Regions from separate parts of the Mus musculus genome. Here region 2 is linked to region 1. Evidence: chromatin loops called from intact Hi-C (ENCODE). Cell type or tissue: left cerebral cortex. All regions are shown on one strand. Links, peaks and the distances in the headings refer to the core of each region. The heading gives the core; the rest is flanking DNA.

Evidence for each region. Peaks named below come from ENCODE experiments on the same cell type or tissue, not always from the same donor. Only the 100,000 strongest peaks of a DNase experiment are listed, where the experiment ranks them.
Region 2: it touches region 1 in a loop (3-fold over the local background); 4 of 42 quality-filtered maps call a loop at or near these places.

The regions. Positions count from the first base shown.
Region 1 is chr8:115,157,808-115,162,196 of GRCm38, forward strand. The region is part of intron 8 of Wwox (WW domain-containing oxidoreductase); the gene reads left to right. Among named protein-coding and RNA genes, the nearest start is that of Gm39257, 200 kb to the left of the region's middle. In left cerebral cortex, for the core only: a CTCF peak has its summit at 2,294; DNase peaks (open chromatin) are centred at 816, 1,171, 1,611, 2,005 and 1 more place; H3K4me3 peaks cover 1,561 bases; H3K27ac peaks cover 2,070 bases.
Region 2 is chr8:115,078,808-115,083,196 of GRCm38, forward strand. The region is part of intron 8 of Wwox (WW domain-containing oxidoreductase); the gene reads left to right. Among named protein-coding and RNA genes, the nearest start is that of Gm39257, 120 kb to the left of the region's middle. In left cerebral cortex, for the core only: no CTCF peak of the experiment used is centred there; DNase peaks (open chromatin) are centred at 2,317, 2,706 and 3,212; H3K27ac peaks cover 306 bases.

The DNA of each region.
Region 1 (4,389 bases), core at 293-4,292:
GGCCAGTAACTTCTAGAAGCCAAAAGAGGCCGTGAACCAGATTCTCTCCTATGCCTTCTATCAGGAGCCTGATTCCCAGATACATGGATTTAAGGATACATTTGGACTCCTGACCACTTCGATCATAAAGAGCAGAGTTGCCTTGAGCATCTAAATTTGGGTGTATTCCTTACGGCAGCAAAGGCTAACTAACACCCGCTCAAGCCATTCCCTTGAAACTTTTCTCTGTCTTCTACAGGCCCTCAGAGCACCACGTACCCATTCTTCTCGCAACAGCCTGTCCTGTCACACTTAAGGTGTGTGGTAGGACAGCTTAATTACGTACGGCCTGTCTCCTCATTAGGTGTGGGCAGGAACAGTGTGTGGCTCACTCTCCTATTCCCAGGACCCACCACCGCCCAAGGGCTCAAGAGCAGCTCAGAGAGTATTTGTAGAATGAATAAATGCATGAGGGAGTCAATGAATACATTAATTAATTAATCTGTAGGAGAAAGAAGGGCAAGCCACCATCAACTTTAATTAAGTGCATATCCCATGTCCAGGGCCAGTGAGGGGGCTACAGAATTCCAGGAACCAGATCTGCCCAGTGACAAGCTGGCAGCCTTGCCCTCTCTCTCAAGACAAAGGCCTCCCACCCCTTCCATCCAGGATACAATGGGCTGCTCTTCTACCCTCCCCCTCCCAATCTCAGCGGGAGAGTCAGGCTGAATATTTCTTTAAGGGATGCTGTTGAGTTTTCTTCCGGGGGAGCAAAGGATTTGTAGAAAAACCCAGCGTGTAACTTGAGTGTTCCGTGTAGCCAGATATCGGTGCCAAGCTAAATTTGTGTGTGCAGCTTCTGTTTAAGGCAATTATATAGTGTATAATACCCAGTAGAGAAATTAAGTCCAAGTACATTTTGCCCACAGAGATTATCCTCTCAGTTGGATTTATTTTAAACAACTTTTTGCCCCTTATACATTAAGACGCATGCAATAAATCACTTATGTAATAAACTGCAGTATATTATGTGGAAAAAAATGAGCGAGTGGCGTGTGTGTGTGTGTGGGGGGGGTGGCTTCCAGTGGAGCCAGACCTCAGGCATGAAGAGAGAGGAGGGGAAGGGACTTGGAAGGAGGGGGCCGCTGCACCAGAGGAACTTGGAGAGGCTACAAATGGAAGCATCTCCACAGCGAACCTCAGGCTGCTGCTGGAGGGAGCTGGTTATGTAATGACTGCGGCAGTGGGGCTCCAGAGAAACTTTTTCCAGCTCGGCTTTTCCAGAGCATCCTCCCAGCTAATGTTCATTACCGGGGGTGGGGGTGGGGGTGGGGGTGTTCAGAATTAGGCTGGAGGCTGGAGGAAGGGAGATGGAGGATGGGAGTTTGTATTAAAGATGAGAAAACAGAGATGAGAGCTTTCTGTTTAGCAGCTCTTGGGTGAGCCCTCCATCCAGACGCTGAATGATTGCTCTTCATTGTAAATACCAATGGCCATCATCTATCCCGCAGAGGGGGGGTCTCAGGAAAACGGGGGGGGGCGTGCTTTACGAGAAGTAGCAGCAAATGCGTTCGGTAGCAGGCCACCGGGCTTCCGGAGTGTCTAGTATACACCAGCATGCTGTTCGTTCTGTATCCGAATTTCTAATCTCACAGGCGTCTTATGCTTTTCTGAGCCAAGTCCAACAACTTTCGCCGGGGTAGCCTCCAGCGATGAGGATTCCTGTTAGCAGAAAAATGACTGTGAGCTCCGACTTCGAGCAGGGCCTCGAGTATTTACCTAGTTGAGGCTTCCCAAATGCACTACCAGAGGGCACTATGATTAGTCCCATTTCTCAAAAGTGTAAACTGAGGTTTTTTTCCTTTTGTTTTGTTTTGTTTTTTTTTTTTTAACAAAAATCTGCCCCCAAGTTCTCTCCATCTGGAAGGAAAAGAGCCAGGGTTCATGCCAAGACCCATCTGGCTCCCAAATGCTTTCTGGCAATCACCAAGTTATACAACCAATTCTAGATGCGGATCCGAGAAATAACTTCATGGTGAGACTTGCCAAGGGAGGCTGCTTGCCTCCTTCCTGCAGGAACACATTGCAGCTCACAAATCTACGCCGGCTAGAAAAAAGAAAACCAATACTGCTCAGAAAAAACGCTTGCAAACTTCCCGGCAGAAAGCCCCCTGTTCACCGTGGTGTGCCTGCCACCGGGGAGTGGAAGTTGAGGGGTGGGGGTGGGGGGGCACGAAGCACGGTCAGAAGCTAGGAGTTTCCGGCTGAAGAACCTCCTTCCAGAGCCCCTAGAGGAGAGCAGAGGAGCCGCTCCAATTTCCATGTGCGCCTTTCTCTAACTTTGAGAGCCCAATAAAACCCAGAGTGCTGGGTAGGAATCAGAGGCTGCTAAGCTGCTTGTAATTTACGATTTAGCGTCGCACAGTATAAAAATAGGCAGTGAAACTGAAAGGCAATCAAGTCTATTGTCACCAGGAATGGGACGTGATCTGACATCCGCCGCTGCCGAGAGCCCGCTGTGTACTGGGAATGTAGTGTATATGGTTTCATTTTATCTCGACATCCCTGGAGTCTGGCCCCTGTCATTTATCTGTTCCCGAGTTACAAAGCGCCCCACGTGCTACTAGTAGACAACAACCAATGCATTTTTTTGTTTTTGTTTTTATTAAATCCCATCATTTTCTGGCTCAATTTTTTGGGGGGGGGGGTAGGGATTGCTTTGTCTCTCAATCTGTTGGCTATGGGGCAAAGGTCACGGGGTGATTGGTGGGTGGGCTAGCCCATAATTACCTTTCTTACTGCATGAGTGGCTAAGTGGGGGGCTCCGCCTCTGGCTTCTTTAGCGTGGTGGTCTTAGAGAGGTTGGATCTTGTAGGGCGTACACCTCATAGCTGCCATGGCAAGGTCTTCTCCGACTGACCTTGGACATCACAGGAAGCCACTTCCTCTCACCATATGAGGAGACCTTATAGTGAGTTTACCATCCCTGGCACACTGGGATTCAATGCAGGGGGACATAAGGCTCTACTTCCTGGTGGGAAGACTATTGAAGAACTTGTAGCTGCATTTTGTAAGCCATCTGGGTGTCTGTGGTCTGCATCCTCTTTGTCCCCATAGCAGATCCTTCTAAGAGATAAGGACCCTGATTTTGTTTGACCGGGTCCCAGTGCTAACCCAGGGTGACTCAGCTAGCTTCTAGCTGCCACCTCAGGGTCAGGGCTGCTCACTTCATGGAGGTCAGGAAGCAGCAAGACGGGGGATGGCGCTGGGACAGGGGTCAGAGTCAGGGTGTGACCTTCAAAGCCATGCTCCCTAGTATCTGCCTAGCCCAAGTAGGTCTAATCTTCTAGTCTCTTTTGCTTCCCCATAAAGTTGTCAAAGTATGAATCGATCAGTGAATTAGCCTGATGATTAAGCCAGCCAGAGCCGTTAATGATCCAATTATTTTCCGAAGCTCCACCTCTGAGTATTATTTTGGGACCACGCCTTCAAAGCAAGAGCTGTTTGAACAGTACCTACTACCTCAACTGTAACATAGCGTTCACTCCAAACTGCCTTTCGCTCACAGAAGTCTTGAGACTTTGGGGCTCATTAACAAATCAATTAAAGTGTCTGGCAACACAAAAATCATAAACCAGAATCCTGGATTCTCCTTCAAGAAGAATTCCCGGGGTTAACAGAGAATCCATTCATGTCTGCCAGTCCGGCTTTGACTCTTTCTCATTTTCCATTGGCCCAGGGGTGTAGGAATGGTGCTGAAAAGTACTCAGGGGCAGACAAAACTGCGGTTAAAGGCAGCCCTCCTCGGCACTCTGCCCTCCCCCACCCCCCCCCCCACCTCTACTTAGCTTTACTGGTTTCTATTATAACCCACCCAGCAAAGGACAGCATGGGCCGGTGAACATGGGTCAGCATTCTGATGGCTGTGGGCCCTCAGCCTGTGTGTTCCCCACCCCTCTTAAATATCCTTTTGAATCCCATACATTATGTTAGGTCTGCCCGACTTCTGTTTATACGGCAGCAAAGCGGGGACGGCTTGGATTTTGGAAGTTTCGCGGGAAGGTATTAAATGTGCTTTGAAACTACTTGAAAGTCCAGCTGTGTGTGCTTTAGTTTTATATTTAGCCCTAAATTAGAGACTCCATATACCTCAAGTAATAAAAAGGCTCAGCAGGGACTCAGGTTTTCCTTACGTTGGCCCCGGGGTTGGGCACCAATGAGAGAATTTATTATTTATATTTAGAGGGTTTAATTTCGTAGCTTAATTCTGCCTTTTGTGATGGTAGCCGCCCCACCACCACCCCCAGACACACACCTTGGATTTCAGAAAGTAATAGCTGTCTTCCAATCACCTGCATTTCATAACAGTGAAGAGGGAAAAGGAGGGAGGAAGCACAAGCTGGCCTTCTT
Region 2 (4,389 bases), core at 65-4,064, 79 kb before region 1:
TTTCTCTCTCTCTTTTACTCTCTCTTTCTCTCTTCCTTCCTTCCTTCCTTCCTTCCTTTCTTCCTTTCTTTCTTCCTTTCTTTCTTTCTCTCTTTCTTTCTCTCTTTCTTTCTTTCTTTCTTTCTTTCTTTCTTTCTCTCTCTCTTCCTTTCTCTTTCTCTCTTTCTTCCTTCCTTCATTCTTTCCTTTTCTTTCTTTCTTTCTTTCTTTCTTTCTTTCTTTCTTTCTTTCTTTCTCTCTTTTAATTAAGAAAGAGTCAGTGTCAACCCTTTACCATTTTGCCAGTGTAGGACATGACTCAGATGCACACATCCGTTTATGGCAAGATTAAAAGCTTCAGTTCCATTCTGCATCAGCCGAGACTTGAGAATGAGAAGTGGCTGGCTGGCTTTCTCTGGATGCCAAACACAATCAAGTCTATGTTGTAAACCAAAGAAGCTATCCTTCAGGAGTGAGCTCTGAGATGATCTAAATCCAGGCAGGCAATATGCTGGGACTCAAGAAAATTTGTGTTTATGTTTATTTTTCCTTATAGTGAAATCATCTTGGGTAGGGAGATGGCTCGTGGCTTACAAGCATGAGAACCTGAGTTTGAGCCCTAGAACTCATGTTAAGAAAAAAAAATGTTGTGTCAATATGCATGTTATCCCAGTACTGACAAGATGGTCAATCTTTGGACCTCACTGGCTGGCAAGCTTGGCCTATATGGAGAGATCCAGAACAATGTGGACTCTGTATCAAAGGAAGATGGAGAGCTGGTGTTTGAGAGACAACAACTAGTGTTTTTTATGACCGCCCCTACATTCATATACACCAGAACACATGTGAACATGACATGCATCTACACTGGCACCCATGTGAATACACACAAACACACACACACACACACACACACACACACACACACGAGAGAGAGAGAGAGAGAGAGAGAAATACATGTATCTATATTTGTCTCACACATAAACATGCACACACACATACATCTATACTGACACATACATGAACATCACATATCCACAGAGTAGCACATATATACATTGGCACAAATGTGAACATGCACACGCACACAGATCTACACTGGCACACACAAGGACATACATATGCACAAACACACATGTTTTAGCAAAACAATATTCGAAGATCACCCCTAGCTCTCAAAAGAAAAAAAATAAATTCTCTGCTTCTTATGGTATGTTCCCAATAGAATTTCCTATCCAAGGGATAGAGGGGGACAACCTGTGGCCTGCAGGTTGGTTATCTGTGACTAGCTGATCCACAGCAACACTATGGAATCCAACAGATGGTTCTCCCACCTGTCTCTTCTCTTCAGTGGCTTTATGGATGGGCTCCTCTTCAGGTGAGATGGTTGATGAGCGCTGGTCTTCCTTTTGTGGTAAGGGAATCTATGAGCATTGGATCCCCAGATACTTCCTTTCCAGCTTCACTCATCTGTGGGACGCTCAAAGTTAGGCTTTTAACCAGAAGCATTTCTGTTTGTAAACAATGGCCTTGCCGGGCGGGGGTGGCTCATGCCTCTAATCCCAGCACTCGGGAGGCAGAGGCAGGCGGATTTCTGAGTTCGAGGCCAGCCTGGTCTACAGAGTGAGTTCCAGGACAGCCAGGGCTACACAGAGAAACCCTGTCTCGAAAAAGAATGGCCTGTACCTGGGGCTTGGGGGGGAGGGGGATGCGCAATTGCAATGGTGCAGCTCCACTCTGTTCCTTTAGCAAGGAGCCCAGTGCTGCTGATCTTTCTAGAAGGGTACCCCGGTTTCAGTGAGCACCAGGTTCTGAGGAATGCCTTCTGCAGGGTGACCTGCTCCTCTAGGTCCTGAGACATCCCTTCTCTCTGGAGTGTGCTCACATCCCATAGCTCCTGTGCACGGACACCTTTCCCCTTCAGGCTGGCACTCAGGCTCCATCTTCAAAATCGCCATGCCCCGTTTCCCCAGACAGGACAGAAAGAGCCTCAGGATGTGAGGAAACAGACTGGAAGAAACAGCTTGGCAAGAAAACAAAAGTTTGTACAGAGGCAGAGGGTCAGAGAGTTTGAATATGCAAGGGCAATCGTAAGCAACTTCATGGAGTCAAACTGGCTGCAGAATGTGTGTTCTGCAGAAAGAGTTTTGATGTGAATTCTTTCTTTTTCCTCTCTTTCCCTTTCCCCATCCTTTTATTGGTTTCTCTCTTTTCTCCTCTCCCTTCCCCTCTTCCTCCTTTCCTTCTTCCTTACCCATTTCTTCTTCCCACTCTTCCCTTCTTCTCTGTCACCTCCCACTCCTATCTGTCTGATAGTTGGTATTCTTAACATCCAGGCACATGACAACTCCGTTGATGTCTGGTGCAGAGAAAGAAAGACGAATTCTCACTTGTGTGACCCACGTATCTGAGGACACACCAAGTGAACTGTGGCTAACCTGCTGTGGGGGTAACAGACCCCCCCCCCAACCCTTGGCCAAGATTCAGGGCTTTCTGTACTGCAGCATCCGTTTTAGCCAACGGGAAGGGGAGATGTAGCAGGAGCCAGTGCCAGTCACATGGAGTATGCTCAGGCCACCTTCTGCTGTAGAGCTCACTGCGGCAGACTTGGAGCCAGGAGACGGATCTCAGTGAACTTGGAAAGCACCAAGTTCACTTTCCCAGAGAACTGAGCAGCTTGGCAGCAGACCAGGTGCTGTTTGCAGCCATCTTGCATCTTGCATGCAATGGTGTCACCAGCCGAGAGCTCTCACTCTGTCACAAAGCCCCAACACCACCCCATCCACCAACCCCCTTCGCATCTTTTTCAAAGCAGCCTCTCTGCTGCACAGTTGATGTTACAGGGGCAGAATGTGTTCTGAGTCATATTATTCCCCCTGGCAAAGAGTCACCGCTGATTAATTACCTCAAGGACAGTGCCTGGTGACTTTTTCTCTCCCCACTGAATTGTTTTGTATCCCACAGCTCCACGTGGGGCTGGGGAGATCAGCAAAGCATGAGAGGGCAATGGGGAGCCAGGGTGAGCATTTCAAAATACCAGACAGCAGTGCTCAGACCTATGAGTCTTGCAGAGGCCCATGCCAGAGCTTCCCTGGGAACAGAAAAATCTAAACCAGGTTGCAAATAGTCACTTCTGCTCTCTCAAGCTACAGCCCACAGACTGGGACAAAAGTATCACTGTAAGCTCCCTAGCTCCTGCCAAGCAAGAAAAGACAGCTCCTTCCTTAGTGGATGTCCACCATCCTCTAGGAAGGAAACCCATCTGAAGTGCCCTCCTGCTTCCTACAACAGTCTCTCCATTGGTGTGATTCTCACCTACCACTCCCTTCTAATTTTACTTTCCCTTCCAAGTTTGAGGGAAAATCCAGAAAGGACTGAACTATTTCTGCCTGGTTGTAGTGCTGAGCAAAGTCACAAGAGAGCCTTCCCAGAGCCAGGAATTCAGTTCTAAGGTCTGTGTGCTACCACTTGCTAGTGGGCATGAGGCTTTTGAGGCTGTTCATCTGGATAGATCATCCATAAATTTGTGAATGGTCCAATCCCAGTGAGAGAGTCTAGAATTTGACAAATATTCATTGTATGGTCATACATTGAGAATCTACTTTGTGCTTGTGCATGTGTGTGTGTGTGTGTGTTTAAATAAGGAACAAGTACACAAACACATTGTCCCTGTCATCAAAGCATATCAGGAGGGGTGTAACTTCAGCTAGGGCTTAAGAGCTTTCCTAAATGGATCCTTAAGCAGAAGAAGATAAAATGGAACCCATTCCGAGGGAGACAGAAGAACCCAAAAGATGTACCAGAGATACCAAGCCCTAGGCCGGACTAGAGTTGGTACGTTCACCAACAAGGCACTGAAGGTCCTGGCCACAGTAAGGAGATAGAAGGCAAGGGGACTGGGAGATGCTTACAGCTTTGAAAACCATAGGAAGGAATTTGGGGGTTGTTGTCAGCTATTCCCATCAGTACCTGGTATATCAACCTATGGGTATTTATGGCACCCAATTTGCAGGGCAGCTAAGCTTCATAACTTTCTCTTCTTCAAAGCTTTAAGCCAAGCTAAGGCTAATTATGAGCTGATTCCACTCTTTAAAGAGCCAGTAGAATATTTTCTTATCCCTTCATGCCATGTAGCTACTTTATATGGTCCACAGTGACAGACAGGCATTTGTGTTTGATGAAATGTCAAGAGGGGAGAAATAAAAGAACCCGATCCTCTTTGTAAAAAAGAGTGGCCTTCGGGCATCCTGCATTAACCGTTCGGCTGTTGAGCCTGTTATTAAACTTTATGGACCATAAGCCCCACAGACACAAGGCGAGGGAACAGCCATGTTATTACATGAGTGTCCCAACCAGGCCTGTACTGCCTGCCTTAGAGCACTCATCTAGCTTCTCCGTTGGCCCTGGGAA